Regions from separate parts of the Mus musculus genome. Here region 2 is linked to region 1. A link is a loop called in an ENCODE intact Hi-C map of the cell type or tissue named here. Cell type or tissue: left cerebral cortex. All regions are shown on one strand. Each heading gives the region's core, and the rest is flanking DNA. Links, peaks and the distances in the headings are about the cores only. Region 1 overlaps Ranbp2 (RAN binding protein 2). Region 2 has its middle 12 kb from the start of Lims1.

Region 1 (9,765 bases), core at 378-8,377:
TAATTTTTTGCTATGTTTATGTGGTAACCATCTTTACCTGCTGAGTTACTAGTCACTGATAGAGTTGCTAATTTTAATTGTAGACAAAATATGTCTTTTTTATTGTAGATATAAGTACTTATTTGACTGCATGTATATATGTGCTTAGGCATACAATGCTGATAGCAGAGAGTTGTGAGTTGCTTGTATGCTGTGCTGTAAGGACAGCAAGTGTGGGTAACTGTTAAGCCATGTCTCCAGCCCCTTATCTAGATTTTTCAGATTCTTGCCTCATGTCAACCAACCTGTTTCCATACCTGTTTACTCCTCCTCAGGGGAGTTCCAAAATAACACTCCATTAGGTTTTTCAGATTCAAACGGGGAGAAATATTTACTGTCCGTCTACTTTTTATTGCTTTTTTCAAGATTAATTCACAATTTCAGTTTTCCACTTCATGTACAGTATGAAAGGTCTTTTGGTTTTTAGTTCTGGTAAAACTGTTGTAAAACAGATTAAGCATACCACTATAGTTTTGCCATTAGTATAAGTGCCTTTTATAAACCTCACAGAACAGATGGAACATATAGTTTGTGTATCTGTATTTATATGTACGTATGTATGTATGTATGCATGCATGCATCTGTGCACATCTGTCTGCTTTAAGCCAAAGAACAAATTTGATGCTAATTTGTTTTTAAATTTTAATTTAAAACATTTGTACATATGTGCGTGCATGTGCGCATGCGTGCGGGCCTGTACGTGTGTGTGTGTGTGTGTGTGTGTGTGTGTGTGTGTATATATATATATACACATACATACATACATACATACATACATACATACATACATACACGTGGCTGTGGAATGTATGTATGTATGTGTGTGTGTGTATATATATATATATGTATATGTGTGTATATATATATATCTCCACAGCATATGCAGAGATCAGAAGACAACCTACCTTTACATGTGTTCTAGAAATGAAAGGCATATTGCTATGTTTATGTGGTAACCATCTTTACCTGCTGAGCCATGTAGTTGGCTTTATGCTTATTGTGAGACCCTTTTTATAATTGTACCAGGTTATTTTAAGCATAAATCTGAGTAATTATTTGAGATCATATTCTGCAACCCTGTCATTCTCTAGAGTTTCAAGTCCTCTTTTAAATGTTTAGGCCATCAGGTGCATTTTGGTTACTAAATTCTTTGTGATAACTTTTTTCCTAACGTGGAGCCGTTCTGTGCTTTTACATTCTGCTGATCTTGGACCATTTACTTTCTTTGTTTTCTTTTTAGAGCTCTCTCACTATGTAGCGTTCGTTAGCTGAAACTTACAGAAATCTACCTGTCCCTTTGAGTGTGGGAGATCAAATGGCATGTGCCATTATGCCTTACTCTGGCATGCTTGTTAAGTACTTGTTCCTGTTGACAATAGTAGTGTTATTTTTTATTCTTTGTGTCATTTAACTGGTTTTTTTTTTTTTAGTTCTTCATTTATTAATTGCTTTATGGTATACTTGAGTATGTAGAAATGTAAAGATCAGAATAATTAAAACTTCCTTTGATTCTTATTGTATATTTATAATTCTTGTCTAGGTAGTATTTTAAACTATAGAATAGACTTTTAACATTGTTTTCTTGTTTTTGTTTCTTTCACTTTAGTTGCAACTACTGGCCCATCAGTATATTATAGTCAGTCACCTGCATATAACTCCCAGTATCTTCTCAGACCAGCTGCTAATGTAACTCCCACCAAGGTAACAAAGGAAAAGCACACAATTAGAACTGTTTACGTTTTAAATGTTTAGGCTTCTTTTAAAGAAATTGAAACAAGTAGTTCAGTATTGGAAGATATGTGACCTTTGATATAGGCATTTCATAGTCATCTTTTTTTGTGTGTTAACAATAAGTCGAAACATTTGGAATATTTTAAATAGGAGGATTGGATGGTTTTGGCCCTTGTGTTATTATTCTATTTTGATAGGAGTAAGGCTATTTTTGTTTTGCTAGGCTGATTTATTGTCATCCTTTTGACTCAAACTGGATATTATGACAGTAACTAAAAACTATGACTTCCAGGATGGAGATCTGGGTGCGTTGGTACATTTAGATCCCGGTTCTGCTTATTGTGAACTTGGGCAATGTTTTTTAACCTGTGTACCTCTTAGGCCACCTGGTTTTAAATGAGAATAATACTATAGTTAATAGAGTTTTTGAGGCTAAAAACCTTTAACTTCTAAAGTAAGTTAAAATGGTTAGAACTGTGCCTAGTTGATACATTAATAAATGCTTAATGAATGTTAGTAATAATCATCACTGTTAACATCATTTAGTAATTGTTTAGTGAATGAAGAATTATTTTTTTCTAGTCATTGTCAGTACAGATTTTTAAGGTGCTGTCTTATCAAATATATATTCAGGTGTCTTTGTGGCACCATTGGTATCTGTTAATGTGCTGTGTACATTGGTGTTTTCTGCTGAATGATACTCTAATTTGAGGTTTGTGAGAGTTGATTTGTTTGTAGATTTTTATAGTTTTATGAATAATCAAGAAAGTATTTTTTTTCCCTTTTAGGGTCCAGTTTATGGCATGAATAGGCTTCCACCCCAACAACATATTTATGCATATTCACAACAGATGCACACACCACCAGTGCAAAGTTCATCTGCTTGTATGTTCTCTCAGGAGATGTATGGTCCTCCCTTGCGTTTTGAGTCTCCTGCAACAGGAATTCTATCACCTAGGGGTGATGATTATTTTAATTACAATGTTCAACAGACAAGCACAAATCCACCTTTGCCAGAACCAGGGTATTTCACAAAGCCTCCACTTGTAGCTCACGCTTCAAGGTCAGCAGAATCAAAGGTTATAGAATTTGGAAAATCCAATTTCGTTCAGCCCATGCAGGGTGAAGTAATAAGGCCACCCTTGACAACACCAGCACATACAACACAGCCAACTCCCTTTAAATTTAACTCAAATTTCAAATCAAATGATGGCGACTTCACATTTTCATCACCACAGGTAGTGGCCCAGCCTCCTTCAACAGCTTATAGCAATAGTGAAAGTCTTCTAGGTCTTCTGACTTCAGATAAGCCTTTACAAGGAGATGGCTATAGTGGACTAAAGCCAATATCTGGCCAAGCTAGTGGGTCTCGGAATACATTCAGTTTTGGAAGCAAAAATACACTTACAGAAAACATGGGCCCAAATCAGCAGAAGAATTTTGGTTTTCATCGCAGTGATGACATGTTTGCTTTTCACGGTCCAGGGAAGTCTGTATTTACAACAGCTGCTTCCGAGCTGGCAAATAAAAGTCATGAGACAGATGGAGGAAGTGCTCATGGGGATGAGGAGGATGATGGCCCTCACTTTGAGCCTGTGGTACCTCTTCCTGACAAGATAGAAGTAAAAACTGGCGAGGAAGATGAAGAAGAATTCTTTTGCAATCGTGCAAAGTTGTTCCGTTTTGATGGTGAATCCAAAGAATGGAAGGAACGTGGGATAGGCAATGTAAAAATACTAAGGCATAAAACATCTGGTAAAATTCGCCTTCTGATGAGACGAGAGCAAGTATTAAAGATCTGTGCAAATCATTACATAAGCCCAGATATGAAACTGACGCCAAATGCTGGCTCAGATAGATCTTTTGTATGGCATGCCCTTGATTATGCAGATGAATTGCCAAAACCAGAACAGCTTGCAATTAGATTCAAAACTCCTGAGGAAGCAGCACTATTTAAGTGTAAATTTGAAGAGGCCCAGAACATTTTAAAAGCCTTAGGAACAAACACATCTACAGCACCAAATCATACTCTTAGAATTGTAAAGGAGTCTGCAACTCAGGATAACAAGGATATTTGCAAAGCTGATGGTGGAAACTTGAATTTTGAATTCCAGATTGTAAAGAAGGAAGGGCCTTACTGGAATTGTAACAGCTGCTCCTTTAAGAATGCTGCAACTGCTAAGAAATGTGTATCATGCCAGAATACAAACCCAACCAGTAACAAAGAGCTCCTAGGTCCTCCATTAGTTGAAAATGGCTTTGCTCCTAAAACTGGCCTGGAAAATGCTCAAGATCGATTTGCAACAATGACTGCAAATAAAGAAGGCCATTGGGACTGCAGTGTTTGTTTAGTAAGAAATGAACCCACCGTCTCTAGGTGCATTGCATGTCAGAACACAAAGTCTGCGTCTTCGTTTGTTCAAACTTCTTTCAAATTTGGTCAGGGAGATCTTCCTAAGTCTGTTGACAGTGATTTCAGATCTGTTTTTTCTAAAAAAGAAGGTCAGTGGGAATGCAGTGTATGCCTAGTCCGAAATGAAAGAAGCGCTAAAAAATGTGTTGCTTGTGAGAACCCAGGAAAACAGTTCAAAGAATGGCATTGTAGTTTGTGCTCGGTGAAAAATGAAGCACATGCTATAAAATGTGTTGCTTGTAATAATCCTGTTACACCAAGTTTATCTACTGCACCTCCCTCTTTTAAGTTTGGTACCTCAGAGATGAGTAAGCCTTTCAGGATTGGATTTGAGGGTATGTTCGCCAAGAAAGAAGGACAGTGGGACTGTAGCTTGTGTTTTGTCCGAAATGAAGCCAGTGCTACTCACTGTATTGCTTGTCAGTATCCAAATAAGCAGAATCAGCCTACATCTTGTGTATCAGCTCCTGCCTCTTCAGAGACAAGCAGGTCTCCAAAGAGTGGATTTGAAGGCTTATTCCCCAAAAAGGAAGGAGAGTGGGAGTGTGCTGTTTGTTCTGTACAAAATGAGAGCTCTTCCCTAAAATGTGTGGCTTGTGAAGCCTCCAAGCCAACTCATAAGCCTCATGAAGCTCCTTCAGCTTTCACAGTGGGCTCAAAGTCACAGTCAAATGAATCTGCAGGAAGTCAAGTGGGAACAGAATTCAAAAGTAACTTTCCAGAAAAGAATTTTAAAGTTGGCATTTCAGAGCAGAAATTTAAATTTGGGCATGTGGATCAAGAAAAAACACCTTCCTTTGCCTTTCAGGGTGGCTCTAATACAGAATTTAAGTCAATCAAGGATGGATTTAGTTTTTGCATTCCTGTATCTGCTGATGGGTTTAAATTTGGCATTCAGGAAAAGGGAAATCAAGAGAAAAAGAGTGAAAAACATCTTGAAAATGACCCTAGTTTCCAAGCTCATGATACTAGTGGTCAGAAGAATGGTAGTGGTGTGGTCTTTGGTCAGACAAGCAGCACCTTTACCTTTGCAGATCTTGCAAAGTCAACATCAAGAGAAGGGTTTCAATTTGGCAAGAAAGACCCTAATTTTAAGGGATTTTCAGGTGCAGGAGAAAAATTATTCTCGTCACAAAGCGGCAAAGTGGCTGAGAAAGCAAATACGTCTTCTGATCTCGAGAAAGATGATGATGCATATAAGACTGAGGACAGTGATGACATCCATTTTGAGCCAGTAGTGCAGATGCCAGAAAAGGTGGAACTAGTAACAGGAGAAGAAGATGAAAAAGTTTTGTATTCACAAAGGGTGAAATTATTTAGATTTGATGCTGAGATAAGTCAGTGGAAAGAAAGGGGTTTGGGGAATTTAAAAATTCTCAAAAATGAAGTCAATGGTAAACTGAGAATGCTGATGCGAAGAGAACAAGTGCTAAAAGTTTGTGCCAATCATTGGATAACCACTACAATGAACCTGAAGCCTCTCTCGGGGTCAGATAGAGCATGGATGTGGCTAGCTAGTGATTTCTCCGATGGTGACGCGAAACTGGAACAACTGGCTGCAAAGTTTAAAACGCCAGAGCTAGCTGAAGAATTCAAGCAGAAATTTGAGGAGTGTCAACGTCTTCTCTTAGACATTCCACTTCAGACACCCCATAAACTTGTAGATACTGGCAGGGCTGCTAAATTAATACAGAGAGCTGAGGAAATGAAGAGCGGCCTGAAAGATTTCAAAACCTTTTTGACAAATGATCAAGTAAAGGTCACCGATGAAGAGAATGCAAGTTCAGGTGCAGATGCTCCCAGTGCATCAGACACCACAGCCAAGCAAAATCCTGATAACACCGGGCCTGCCTTAGAATGGGATAACTATGACTTACGGGAGGACGCCTTGGATGACAGTGTCAGCAGCAGCTCAGTTCATGCTTCTCCATTGGCAAGCAGCCCTGTGCGGAAAAACCTCTTCCGCTTTGGTGAGTCCACTACAGGATTTAACTTCAGTTTTAAATCTGCTCTGAGTCCATCTAAGTCTCCAGCCAAATTGAACCAGAGTGGAGCTTCAGTTGGCACTGATGAGGAGTCTGATGTTACTCAAGAAGAAGAGAGAGATGGACAGTACTTTGAACCTGTTGTTCCTTTACCTGATCTAGTTGAAGTATCCAGTGGTGAGGAAAATGAACAAGTTGTTTTTAGTCACAGAGCAAAACTTTACAGATACGATAAAGATGTTGGCCAGTGGAAAGAAAGAGGCATTGGAGATATAAAGATCTTACAGAATTATGATAATAAACAAGTTCGCATCGTGATGAGAAGGGACCAGGTATTAAAACTTTGTGCCAATCACAGAATAACTCCAGATATGACTTTGCAAACTATGAAAGGGACTGAAAGAGTGTGGGTGTGGACTGCATGTGATTTTGCAGATGGAGAAAGAAAAATAGAACATTTGGCTGTTCGTTTTAAACTACAGGATGTTGCAGACTCATTTAAGAAAATTTTTGATGAAGCAAAAACAGCCCAAGAAAAAGATTCATTGATAACACCTCATGTTTCTCATCTGAGCACCCCTAGAGAGTCACCATGTGGCAAAATTGCTATTGCTGTTTTAGAAGAAACCACAAGAGAAAGGACAGATTTAACTCAGGGAGATGAAGTAATAGATACAACTTCAGAAGCTGGAGAAACATCTAGCACTTCTGAAACAACACCAAAAGCAGTAGTTTCTCCTCCTAAGTTTGTATTTGGCTCAGAATCTGTTAAAAGCATTTTTAGTAGTGAAAAATCCAAGCCATTTGCATTTGGCAACAGTTCAGCCACTGGTTCTTTGTTTGGATTTAGTTTTAATGCACCTTTGAAAAATAGCAATAGTGAAATGACTTCCAGAGTCCAGAGTGGATCTGAAGGAAAAGTAAAACCCGACAAATGTGAGCTGCCACAGAACTCTGACATCAAGCAATCTTCTGATGGCAAAGTCAAAAATCTCAGTGCCTTTTCAAAAGAGAACTCTTCAACTAGTTATACATTTAAAACACCAGAAAAGGGTAAGTACTTAGTATTACAGTTAGTGTTTACATTTGACTCTTTATAGGAAAGTCATATTTTAGTCAAAGTTGTGTCATAAACACGAGTTTATAAACGTACAAAAGTATTTGGACAAGTTTAATCCCTAAAAAGCTTGTGAATATTACAACTAACAGACCACTGAAGAGACAGTATCGTTCGTTATAAAGCAGTGCAAAAGAACCTAGTATAATACAAGGACTCATACACTTGAATCATGAGTATTGAGTCTTTTAAATGTTGATTCTTCAATGTTGTATTGTTTTTAAAAATCACTTGAAGCATGTGTTACTGAGAAGTTGCATGTAATATAAGTTAGTGTTGCCACCATTTATTCAGTTGGCAAAGAAAGAGATCTTGTGCATAAAGTTAACATGTAAGATAACCAGATTGGTATAAAAGGAGAGGTCTGAATTTTTTAAGTTATTAATTTTGTTTCACAGATGTTAGAAAAAAATGAAATATTCTTTATGTTCCTAGGATTTAATTTTAGCCTTTTTAAATCTAATCCAATGGCCTTTTGGACCAGCATCCCTACCTCACAACCTGAGAGCAAAGGTATAGAGCTAGCATTCTCGGTGTGAGGCGACTACTAGCTGGTAGTCCTTAGCCAAGTAATTGTGGCTGTATGAATTGGAGTAATTAACACTGCAATGTGCATGTTAAAGAATGACATATTACAAAACATACTTTTTGAGTGGTGATGTAACAGCCTTTAATTTAAATTTGTATCTGGATGCTGTCTATGTGTTATTATGCTGTCTTTGCCTCATTTTCAACTCTGCTTAATTAATGTCTGTCTGTCTTTGTCTTACTGCTTCATTGAACTTTTCTTTATTCTTTTTAACTCTGTAATAAAGACCTGTTTTTTTCTCACTGTTGACCTTAGCCCTACTGCCTGCCAGTATTCAGATATATGAATATAATACATGTCTACTGAGGGTTTAGAGATTATATTTGAAATTAGACCTCATTTTGAACAGCTATCATTCTATAACATATGTTTCTTATGTAATGCAGGTCATTTATAGAAATAAGTGTTGCTTCTTGACTAGAATAATAAGAATGCAGAATTTGTAGAAGCCCATTACGAGCAAATGGGGGAAATTTGTCTAGTATTCATCTTGACCTTGCAGAAAAATGGGTACCAGTTCTCTTTAGTTATCCTAACCAGTAGAAATATATTATGATCTGTCTAAAGTATTCTGAGAGCAACATAGAAAATGAAACACTAAAAGAAATAGGTAGCATAAAAGAAAATCAGTTTAGTAATTATTCAATATAATGTATGTATACAAAATATTTCAACTTTTAGTCAATTAAGATTAAAAAAAAAAAAACCACACAGTATTTACATTCTTTCTTTTATGCCAGGCCATTTGAATCCAGTGTGCAGACTTTGAGTACCTTTAGTACACCTTAGTTTGACTTAGCCGTCTTTCAAGTATTAGGAAACTGCATATGGGTAAGCCTACCATATTGGACAGGGAAGCTTTAGAGGATAGGTCCCCTGTAGTGGCTGGCACATACATGTTTCATGACTGGTTTAAGGCACTGTTTTGTCAGTACCTACAAGTTAGACATTCTTAATATATCAGAACAGACTTTATGTATAGGGTTCCTTTTTTGCTCTCTAAATCTTTGTCCTTTTATCAGGTGGGAGTAGATGCAATGTTTTTAGCCACCGAAATTGTCTTATACGTAAAGTAGCAACATGATTTTATCTAGTTGCACACTTGGAAGTATGCAAAAATTGGATACGATGCTATCACTTGCCATCCTTTGCAGTTAAAAAAATTGTTTGCTTCCTTTATAGGAACTAATAAAGGTTGTACTAATATTTATGTTGGATAATACCAGAGGTACTTTCTCAGTAGTAAATGCATGGATACTTTTGTTTAGTGTATGGAGTGTGATTATAGCAACACTTTTTAAATTACAGAAATTAGTAATTTGAGTGATCAGTAAAAGGATTTTTAAAAGCTTTGTATCCTCTAAAAGTTTTAATAGAACACTAAACCAGGCTTTAATTCAAAGTCATGATCATTATAGAACTTGGTTTGTTCCAAAGTATGTGTTTTTATTTTATCAGTGTGCTGTTTTAACTCATAGATAAGTTTCATGTTCTTTGTGTTTTTAATTAGGCTGGTTATGTTCACTTACTTCTCAGTTGTTTTAATTTGGTTACAGCACAAGAGAAGAGCAAACCTGAAGATCTCCCCTCAGATAATGATATTCTCATTGTGTATGAACTCACTCCCACCCCTGAGCAGAAAGCCCTGGCAGAGAAACTTCTGCTTCCTTCAACTTTCTTTTGTTATAAGAATAGGCCTGGCTATGTTAGTGAAGAAGAGGAGGATGGTAAGTTTGTTGTCAATCGATAATCTTAGTAATTGGGAGTATAGTTTACTTATTTAAAGCCTGACTTTTTGCCAGACAAGACGGCTCATGCCTGTAATCCTAGCACCTGATAGACTGAGGTAGGATGCTTATGAATTCATGTTCATGGGGAGTTTCAGACTACC
Region 2 (9,765 bases), core at 1,374-9,373, 95 kb before region 1:
TTTCTCTATTTGAAAAAAAGCTGCTAATGAAATTTATGTACATACCGCTGTGTGGATATGTGCTTGTTTCACTTTGGATATCTAAATTGTTTAGCTACCAGTCTATTTTTTTCAGAACTTGCTCATTTTCCAAACAGATTCACATTAGTGGTGTATATAGTTTCTGATGTTACCACATCTCCACCAATGTTTGTAATGATCATAAAATTATTTTGTCAGCTTTTCAGCTTTTCCATTCTGTTGTTAACCCCACCAAGATTTCAAATGCTTTTTGTTTTTTTGGTGGTTTTTTTTTGTTTGTTTGTTTGTTTTTTGTTTTTTTGACATCTAATGAAATTGGGTGAAGTAGAAACTTAAGGGTTCTTTGGAAATTCAGTTGTGTTGGATGGTCTTTTGTTAGGGCACGAACATGAAAGGAGTGTTTTCCTGAAGTGGACACAGGGGAACAACTCAGGCAGACTCGTGAAGGAACATTTTACTAAAGCAGACACAAGACAGAGGATGTTTTGTAAAGTACACAGGTGAAAGAACATGTGATATGGGATTTTTTGTTAACAAGATTGGTTACCTAGAAATTCTGAGTATACTTGATTGTATCTTAAAAGTTAAAACTTTTAACTCTTTTTTTGAGAAGCTGGAGAGATGCCTCTGGGTAAAAGCACTTGCTACTCTTCCAGAGGTCCTGAGTCCAGCAACCACACAGTGGCTCACAGCCATTTATAATGGGGTCTGATGCCCTCTTCTGGCGTGCATGTGTACTTGCAGATAGAGCACTCGTATGCATAAAATAAGTAAATCTTAAAGAAAAAAGAAAAAAAATTACCATTGAACAAAAAGTGAAAGCTGAAGTCTTTTATTTTTCCTGTGGGTGATTAATAGTAAACAAAACATTTTCTACTTGTTCTTCATAGACATTTGCCAGAAAAAAAAATCTAGGTTTAAAAAAAAAAAAAAACTACTATAGGTTTCAAGTGTTGTAATTTACTCTGTAAAATGCACCTTTGGTTCGGTCTGCATTTACTAAAGCATCTACCTTCATGGAATTGAGGGATATGCTCTTAACACATTATAACAAAAAAAGACACAGATAAATAATTAAAAATTATTGTGCCATTGTTGGCATGAATAGTAAGGGTATAGACAGAGTTATTAGTTGCTGATTAGCAGATACCTGGTAGTTCCAAAGTGTGGAGATTATTTTTTGGTTCAGATAATCGTACTTTAGGCCTTGTAGGCCATTTCATCTGTCCTAACTCCTCAGTTCTACAAGTGGGGAAATGCAACTGGGCAGCAATGTTGGAGGATGGGTGTAACCCTGTGTGTTCTAGCAAACCTTTCTTCATCCAGTGAGTAATGGGGATGAGCTGGAGGAAAGCCTCCTGGTTTTTCCCTGCCTCCTTGCTTAGAAAGTATAAAGTAAATGTAGATACAACTCTAAAACCAAATATAACTAATGACTAATGGTTCATGCTGCCTAAACTCAAATGAAAATACTAAGACCTGTTAAAGTCTCTTTATATGAGCAAGTGTATAAGTCTGTGCTTTTGTATGTCGTGCCTGGAGATGATCTGTGCCTACAGAGCTGGTGGCGTTTCCGTTTCTGAATAAGAGAGCAGGGGCATTGCAACAGGAGCAGTAACAAAACTTTTTCTGAATATATTCGTGCTCAGAGTAATCAAGTATGCCAGGAGACTCCCACCACCACCACCACCACTCCGTTCCAGGAAGCAGCTTTGCCTGTCACATGGGAGTAAATATGCAATCACCACAGCAGTGTACAATTGGAGTCTTACCCTTTTGAATTACTTTTTAAATTTCTTTCTTCCCCCTTTTTTCCTAATATCTTATCTCTAAGTCTACCTTTTAAGAAATTTTAAATTTAGAGTTTAAAGGGTTTTTTTAGGTTTAAATTAAAATATGAAGAAATGGTTTCATTGTGGCATGTGTGTGTGTGTCCATTGTACTGTATTCTAATGTCTTCTCCCTCTCTGCTCTTCCACTTATTACACTGGTTGGTTCCTTCCTTTCCACAGATAGTCCCCACTTCTGAATCTGTTACTCTAACCTAAGATCTCTTCTTTCCCTCTTATGAACCTCTTAGTAGTTTGATGACACATGCATGAGTGGTGTGTGTGTGTGTGTGTGTGTATAAATAAATCTGGGCTGTCCCACATGTGAGAGAAAAACATAGGGTACATATCTTTCTGGATTGCTTTATTTTAACAGAATGATTTCCTATATTTCAGAGAAGATTTATAGATAGGTTATCTCTGAAAAAAAATCTTGTGGTCATTTGCTCTAATATACTAGATTAGTATTGGCCATCCTTAAAAGGGGTAAAAAATTGTGTACTTCTTCGTTTTGGCTTTTTGCTGTTTGTTTGTTTATATGTATGGTTTTATTTCTTAATTTTTGGGGGTTTGTTTGTTTGTTTCTGGAGACATGATCTTACTATGTAGCCCTGACTGGTCTTGAACTTATTCTTTAGGTTTGCCTCAGATTCCTCTTCTTGTCTCAGCTGCCCACCTTAGTGCTAGGATTACAGTTATAGACCACCACACCCAGCTTATCTACTTGCTTTGTAGTGCTGGGGGCCAAGTCCAGAGCCTCCTTTGCTACTGAGTAGCAGCTGCAGCCATAAATCACTGATGTGTGGTACAGCCAGCATAGATACCTGTTATTATTGATGGGACAGCTTTTCACTCCCATGTCATTTTACTAGTTTATTTGAACCATTCTCAGTGAGCGGTTCATCTTTTGGATGGTTGCAAGATCCTCACCTCTTTGAAAATGTGTCTTCTGTCCTGGTTGGTTTTATTGTCACCCTGATACAAGCTAAACTATTCTAGGGAGTCTCAGTTGAGAAAATTCTCCATCAGGTTGTCTATAGGCAGGTGTGTGTGTAGGGGGACATTTTCTTGATTCGTGATTGATATGGAAGGTCCCAGCTCATGGTGGATAGCACTACCCAGGACAGGCAGTCCTGAGTGTATAAGAAAGCAAACTGAGCAAGTCCTGAGGAGTAAGCCAGTAAGCAGCATGCCTCCATGGCCTCTGCCTCAGCTCCTGCTTCCTCGTTCCTACCTTTAGATTCCTGCCCACGTTTCCCTCAGTGGTAGAGTATGACCTGAGAGTTATGAGCAGGTAAAGCCCCTCCTCCCCAAGTTGCTTTTGGTCTTGGTATTTTATCATAGCAATAGAACTCCTAATTAGTACATCTGTGTCTGTTTTCCTATAGGAGTCATTGGACATTGTGCCAAGTTAGTTTTTATTAAATCTTGCTTTCTTATATTTGAATTGTGAAAGAGATTATTTTTACTAATGCTTGATTCAAAGTTCAAGTAAAAGGTCCTGTTAGGCAGCAGACTAAGTGCATTTGCTGTTTTGAACTAAAATCACTGATAGCAGTTCTGTATAAAGGCTTGAGTTTAATTTCAAGATTTGTTTGGGGTTTTGTTTGTTTTTTGTTTTGTTTTTGAGCCGATTTTTTTTTTTTTTTTTTTGGTTTTTCGAGACAGAGTTTCTCTGTATAGCCCTGGCTATCCTGGCACTCACTTTGTAGACCAGGCTGGCCTCGAACTCAGAAATCTGCCTGCTTCTGCCTCCCAAGTACTGGGATTAAAGGCATGCGCCACCACTGCCCGGCTTGAGACGAATTCTTGCACTTGTTATTTCACTATATCTTACCTAGAACTATGTAGATGAAGTTGGCCTTGGACCTACCATGATCCTCTGGCTCTTTCTGCCTCCTGAGTAGTGGAGTTACAGATGTGAGCTTCCATGCTCAGCTTCTTTTTGCAGTCTTTAAGTAATTAAATGTTAAGTGTGCACACAAATGTAACCCACATGGTGCCTGTCTATGTTCTAACTCAGTTACAAAATAACTGAAACAATTGTAATCCACCTGAGCTCCATAGTATTCTTTCCCCAGCCATTTGCTAGATTCTCTCTTGCACACCATTCTAATAGGTTTATGGTTGAGATGAGAACTGGGGGAACTGGATGCGAGCTGTCACCACTGCTATGGCAGCAGAGGACCAGGTGCTGTGAATAGAAGGAAGAAGCAATGTCCTCAAGGACTTAACCAGAATGGGCAGGAGAAAGCATGCTAAACAGAGTTCTTAGGACACTTGAGTCACTCTCCTGTCTTCTGCTAAATTATATATAAGAGCAAAAAGAAAGTCTGGTGACAAGGCTTGATTCTGCTGTTACGACTCAGGTCTACCTATTGTTGGATTTAATTTTTATGACTGGGAGAGGATAGTGGGGAGGGGGAAAAGAGAATGAGGTGTGGGACTGGAGAGATGGCTCAGCGGGTAAGAGCACTCACTGCTCTTCCGAAGCTCCTGAGTTCCCAGCAAGCACATGGTGGCTCACAGCCACCCGTAATGGGTTCTGACGCCCTCTTCTGGTGTGTCTGAAGTCAGCTACAGTGTATTTATGTCTAATGATAAAGAGTGCGCAGGGCTGACCAGAGCGAGCATAGGTCCTAAAATTCAATTCCCAACAACCACATGAAGGCTCACAACCATCTGTACAGCTACAGTGTGCTCGCATACATTAAGTAAATAAATAAATAAATAAATAGATTGATAGATAAATAAATCTTTTTTAAAAAGTGAGAATGAGGTGTGATATGTCATTTCATAAGAGCTTATTTCATAGCAGAAATATCTATAGACCATTGCATTGCCTTTTGCATAGTGTGCTTGGGGCTGATTTTCCCATGCACAGTGTCCTGATTACATCTTGGCAGTGGTGCTTCCTCATCTGCTGAAGCAAAGAGAACTCAGCGAAGACCTCAAGTTCCTCAGCTGTCCTCCTCTTATGTGTCCTTCTGAGAACTCTCTTTGACTGTTTCACTGAACTGTACTTTACTGAGCTACCCACTCCTCCCACCTCTTCCTAGTTTTCAGCAGCAAATATGGCTGTTTTAAGTTTCTAAGTGAGACAAGTTCCTCATGTTGGGTAAGGATCCTAAAAGTCTGAGAACTCTTCAACTATAGGATCCTGACCACAGGCTTCCTCTGTTGGTTTTAGTTCAACAGAGAAAAGAAAGTACCTGCTTTTTAAAGTGTGGTATCTAAAAAGAATAACTTCTTTAGTTCTATTTGTATGTATGTGCATGTCCCTGTGTGAATATATAGCCTGTGAGGGCAATGCCCATAGAAGCAAGAAGAGAGGATTGGATGCCCTGGATCTGGAGCTTGATGTGGGTGCTGGAGACTGAGCTCTGGTCCTCTACTCATCTAGAAAGGAGGACTCTTGTCAGGTTAGCTATCTTTATAGAAAACTGTCTCTCTCCAGGCCAGATCTTAGTAGATGCTGTTGGTGTAGCAATAGAATAGGATGAGCTGCCATGAGATAGCAAGTGTTCCAAGGGCTTAGGTAAGAGTTTCCTAGGGGAAGCTTACAACACATAACCATCTCCTACTTATATCTTGCAGAATTCTCCAAAGGTCTGGTTATCTGTGACTGCTCTCTGCAGGCCCAGAGAACCAAAGCCTGAGGCTTCTTTCCAGTGCCCTCTACTGACAACCCGAGTGCTGCTTTTAAAAGCTAAGATGTAGGGAGCCAGGGTTCAGCAATATTTCACTTCCCAACAGGATGTGAGTTGCCAGGATTATAGAATACCTCTGGGAAAGAGGGAAAGAATTGAATAAAGACCCTCATAACCATGTGACCTGGTTTCAGGGGACAGAACAAAGAGTATTTGAATCTTAACGAGACTGCAGCCCAGGCTGCAAACTGGCTGTCAGTGTAATTGCACCATCTGGTCAACATCAGACTCCTAGGGTCTTGTTATGTCCTTCCCACGCCATCTTTTATCACATTTATGGTAAAGAATCTGAGTTATGGCAGCTAAAATACTTATTGCCTTTCTCTGTGCGTCACAAAATGTAAAGCTCATGAAGGGAAGGTATCTTGTGACTTTGCAGAAAGGTTTTTCAGTTTCTCTGATGCTGGTAGATATATATTCTGTATCAAGAAAGTAGATGAAAATGAGAGATGCAGGGATATGAACAGGAAAGACCTTTGATTTGAATGAAGTGTTTTACTTCTGTCCTCTATACTGATATTTTCATGGTTCTCTTTTTTTCTTATCAGTGAAGTGGGGCTCAAATTAAGTTTAGTGAAGAATAAAAACTCCCACTAACTTCCTGTCACAGTGTAGCTGGCGGTTGTGTTCAGTGAGAAAGCTCTGCTGAGTCAGAACTAAAATAAGAATGTATCTTAGAGCCTGACAGGCGGCTGCTGCTGCTGCTGCTGCTTGGCACCATGGCCATATAAAGAGCTCCTGCCTGTGCCAAATGGTTTCCCTGGTAACTTGGGCATCTCTTAGGTCAACACAGCTAAAAATACCGTTATTCTATATTTGGAGCTTTCTCAAATGTGGCTTTGTATCTTTCTAAAAAGATGTTTGGAAGTAGGTGATAATATGTTAATTCATCATGATAGGAATAAAAGATGTTATGAGCAGTAAAGGAATCACTAGAGGACTAGTTTCTAGGAAAAATATTTTTAAAATCACAGCAAAGCCTCCTAACCTCTGAGGGAAATATAAAAAATTGTTTAAGTTGATCCAACACTCCAAATTTGTGTGGGGCTTCAGGAGTTCACTGCAGTGATTAGTTACGGGAGCTGTCTCTAAAGCACAATCATGCTAAAGACCTCTTGAGCTGTATGGGTGTCAGCAGGGGTGGTACCTGTCAACCTGTCAGTGTTGGCCCTCTGCCTCTTAGCAGAATGCTTGATGGAATATGGAGAGGGTGCTCAGTCATCCACCTTTAGACAGAGACAAGAGATCCAGCTTTGAGGCACTTGCATACAGAACACAGTGTTCGGTTTCTCTAAAGTCAGGCTAATTGAATGGGATATGGAGGTTCTAGCTGAGGAGAATAATAGTGATTCTTTGACAGTTATACATTTCCTCTAGAGGATATAAGGCATTGTTGGGTGACAGGGAAGTGCAAATCCAACTTACAAAATGAAATGTGCAGGCTACTCATCCTGCCCAGCCTACCAGTTGTTCACGACATTTCTCAGTGTTCTGCCATTAATGGTTATGATTTTCTCTACACATTTGGCAGCTCATCTCCTTTTCACAGTAGGTTACCAGTATGGTAAGGATGTGTCATCATAGAGAAAAGGCAGCTGTTTGGCATTGTGTTTTTGTGGAAAGGTAGGAAACGTAGGTGCTGTTACTTTCTCTGTACACAGTTTTCAGAATGTTACTGTCAGAGAGGGACATAAAGGAAGAGCATGAGCTTGATTTGTTTCTGTCTCTCTCTTCCACTCTCCCGACCTAGGGCGTCTTTTACACAATCACATCTTTTGCAGATAGGGTTTTGTTATGTGAATCACTTAGAGGTGCTTCGTGAGAAATAGACCCCAAAGTAAGCTATTGTTACTTGTTAAACTGGATAGGGTTGGGTAGCTGCAGTATTGATGTGCATTATTTAAGCCAGTTTGGGGCATTTCTGATGTTGTGGAGCTGGCACACATGGTTCTGTCACAGGTCCTTGGCAGCCCCTTGCTGCATCTTGCCTGATCTGAGTGGCCTCTCTATTCTGCAGACACCAGAGAGGAGTTCTTGCCGCACCTGATAGTAGCAGATTTGAATTATTGATTATGGGACAAAGTATCTACTAGTGTACTTCCTGACAAGTTTCCAGCCTATGGTCGGATAGCATCACACTCACTTCCTTTATGAATATCTCCTCAAATATCATAAGGTCAGCCACGTGCTACTATATAACTACGACATCAAAGCTACCTCCTTTATTTTACATGTTTTATTTCAGTGGTCAATTCTTAGGAACAGTTATATGTAAATAGCCTTATACCAGGCATCCTGGCATGGGGCATTGGTGGTGCAGGGTTGAAAACTGGTACTTTAATCCACACATTTCATATTTTCATGTTTTTAAATGATTTTTTAAACTTTCTCTCTGGGTTATAGTTAATATACAATAAAGTTGTGGGCAGCATTAGCACACATCTTTAGTCCTAATACCCAGGCGGATACAGTCGAATCTTAGTTGGATGCCAGCCTGGTCTGCAGAGTACATTCCAACAGAGAGCAACTCGGTCCTAACAAAACAAGCAAACAAAATGATACAGTAAAGTCAGAGTGCTCTTATTTCCTTTTAATAACCGTAGTAAACATCGTGGTAATACTAATACAGACGTAAATGTATGCATCGCTATTCAGCTTCAGCTCAGTTAAGAAAGCTTGTGTTAACCACTTTTTCACTCTTCTCCATGTGATGAATTTGTTTGCCTTACACAATTAAGAAGCAATTTTAAAAATAAGGCAAAAGGCATATTATCTGAAAATTCATCCATTTCTGCTTGAGCTTTGCCTACTTCCTTATTGTCTTGAAAGAAAACATATTACATTGTCCTACAAACTGGAAACGGGGAAGAGCTTTCCGTCTCCATTCTCTCACTTGCGTTGTTTTCAGTAGTCCCGGGAAAATCAGATGAAATTTTCCACTTAAGCCAAGTAGAGAATTACAGGGAAATAGTTCTGCCAAGTAGTAATGTAACTAGGCCATGTTAATTGATTTGAATACCCCATATGGCACCCAGATCTTTTGTAGCAATTGAAGAGGCTTCATCCTAGTGGTAGTTGCTGCTAAGTTCTTAGTTTCGTGATGGATTTAGAATAAATAAGCAGTTTCTAGCTCTCCCATTCCACAGTTATCACTCACTGTGGTGTGGGGATGGTTCCAGAGCACTTCTCTACACCTCCACCTCTGCTGTACCATCATGCCCATGGGATAGCAAAGCCTGTGGTTGCTTGGGCCCCTTAGAAAATGGCCTGGTCCTTGCATAAAATTTACCAAACTTTCATTTTAAATCATCTCTATACTATGCTACCTAATACAATGCAGAAGAATGAATGGATAGGTGGATGAATAATGACATGTTAAAGCTAAACTTTTACTATAAATTTGATTTCTTTTGCATTTGTGCTGATGTGTTTGCATGTTCATGGTGGGATGGTAAACATGTGTGCACAGATATGTGGAAGCCAATGGCCAACCTCAGAAGTTGTCATCCTTGGTTTTGTTTTCTTTCATATGTGTTTGCAAGTATGTATGCACATGGGTATAGAAGTGTTCATGTCTGAACATGCATGTGGAAACACAGGTTAATACGCGGCATCATCCTCGATTATTCTTTGAGATAGGGTCTCTCATTTAAGCCAGAGCTTGTTGATCTCCTGGACTCAATGGCCAGCTTGCCACGCACCCCTCCTTCTGTCCCTCCCCAATCCTCCCCCACCCGTGTGTGTGTGTGTGTGTGTGTGTGTGTGTGTGTGTGTGTGTGTGTTGAGACAGTGTCTCATAGCCCTGGCTGTCCTGGAATTTGCTACATGTACACCAAGTTGGCTTTGAACTTGCAGAGATCCGCCTGCCTGTGTGCTAAGATTAAAGGTATACACCACCATGCCTGATCTGCTTATAAATCTTGTAGGAGAGGGGCAAGGCCTCATGAGCCTCTTTCACTTCCATGGCAGAAAGTTAATGGGCTGATTCTTTTCTGGATCTTTTTTAAATAATCCTGGCTGCTGACAGTGCAAGAGAGCACTAGTCAGGTCATGCTCAGAGAACAGTATTCCATACACAGACTTTCACTGCAGTGCAGAGCTCACCAATTAGACCACTTCTGGTTGGTGACCAGAGGCATGACATGAGGTTGAGTCCAGCCTAGGTTTTGTAGCGAGATCCTGTCTTAATTTCCCAGATTCAATCC

What was found. Hi-C counts contacts between places; a loop is a spot of excess contacts. Peaks named below come from ENCODE experiments on the same cell type or tissue, not always from the same donor. Only the 100,000 strongest peaks of a DNase experiment are listed, where the experiment ranks them.
Region 2: it touches region 1 in a loop (9-fold over the local background); 2 of 42 quality-filtered maps call a loop at or near these places.

What each region holds. Positions count from the first base shown.
Region 1 is chr10:58,473,599-58,483,363 of GRCm38, forward strand. It overlaps Ranbp2 (RAN binding protein 2), which reads left to right. Exons shown (of 29, transcript NM_011240.3): 19 at 1,646-1,740; 20 at 2,559-7,221; 21 at 9,431-9,601. Among named protein-coding and RNA genes, the nearest start is that of Ccdc138, 19 kb to the right of the region's middle. In left cerebral cortex, for the core only: no CTCF peak of the experiment used is centred there; DNase peaks (open chromatin) are centred at 3,648, 4,743, 5,298, 6,130 and 1 more place; H3K27ac peaks cover 4,177 bases.
Region 2 is chr10:58,377,271-58,387,035 of GRCm38, forward strand. It overlaps a transcript of Lims1 not described here. Among named protein-coding and RNA genes, the nearest start is that of Lims1, 12 kb to the right of the region's middle. In left cerebral cortex, for the core only: a CTCF peak has its summit at 5,530 (motif pointing left); DNase peaks (open chromatin) are centred at 1,528, 4,900, 5,551, 5,825 and 4 more places; H3K27ac peaks cover 6,056 bases.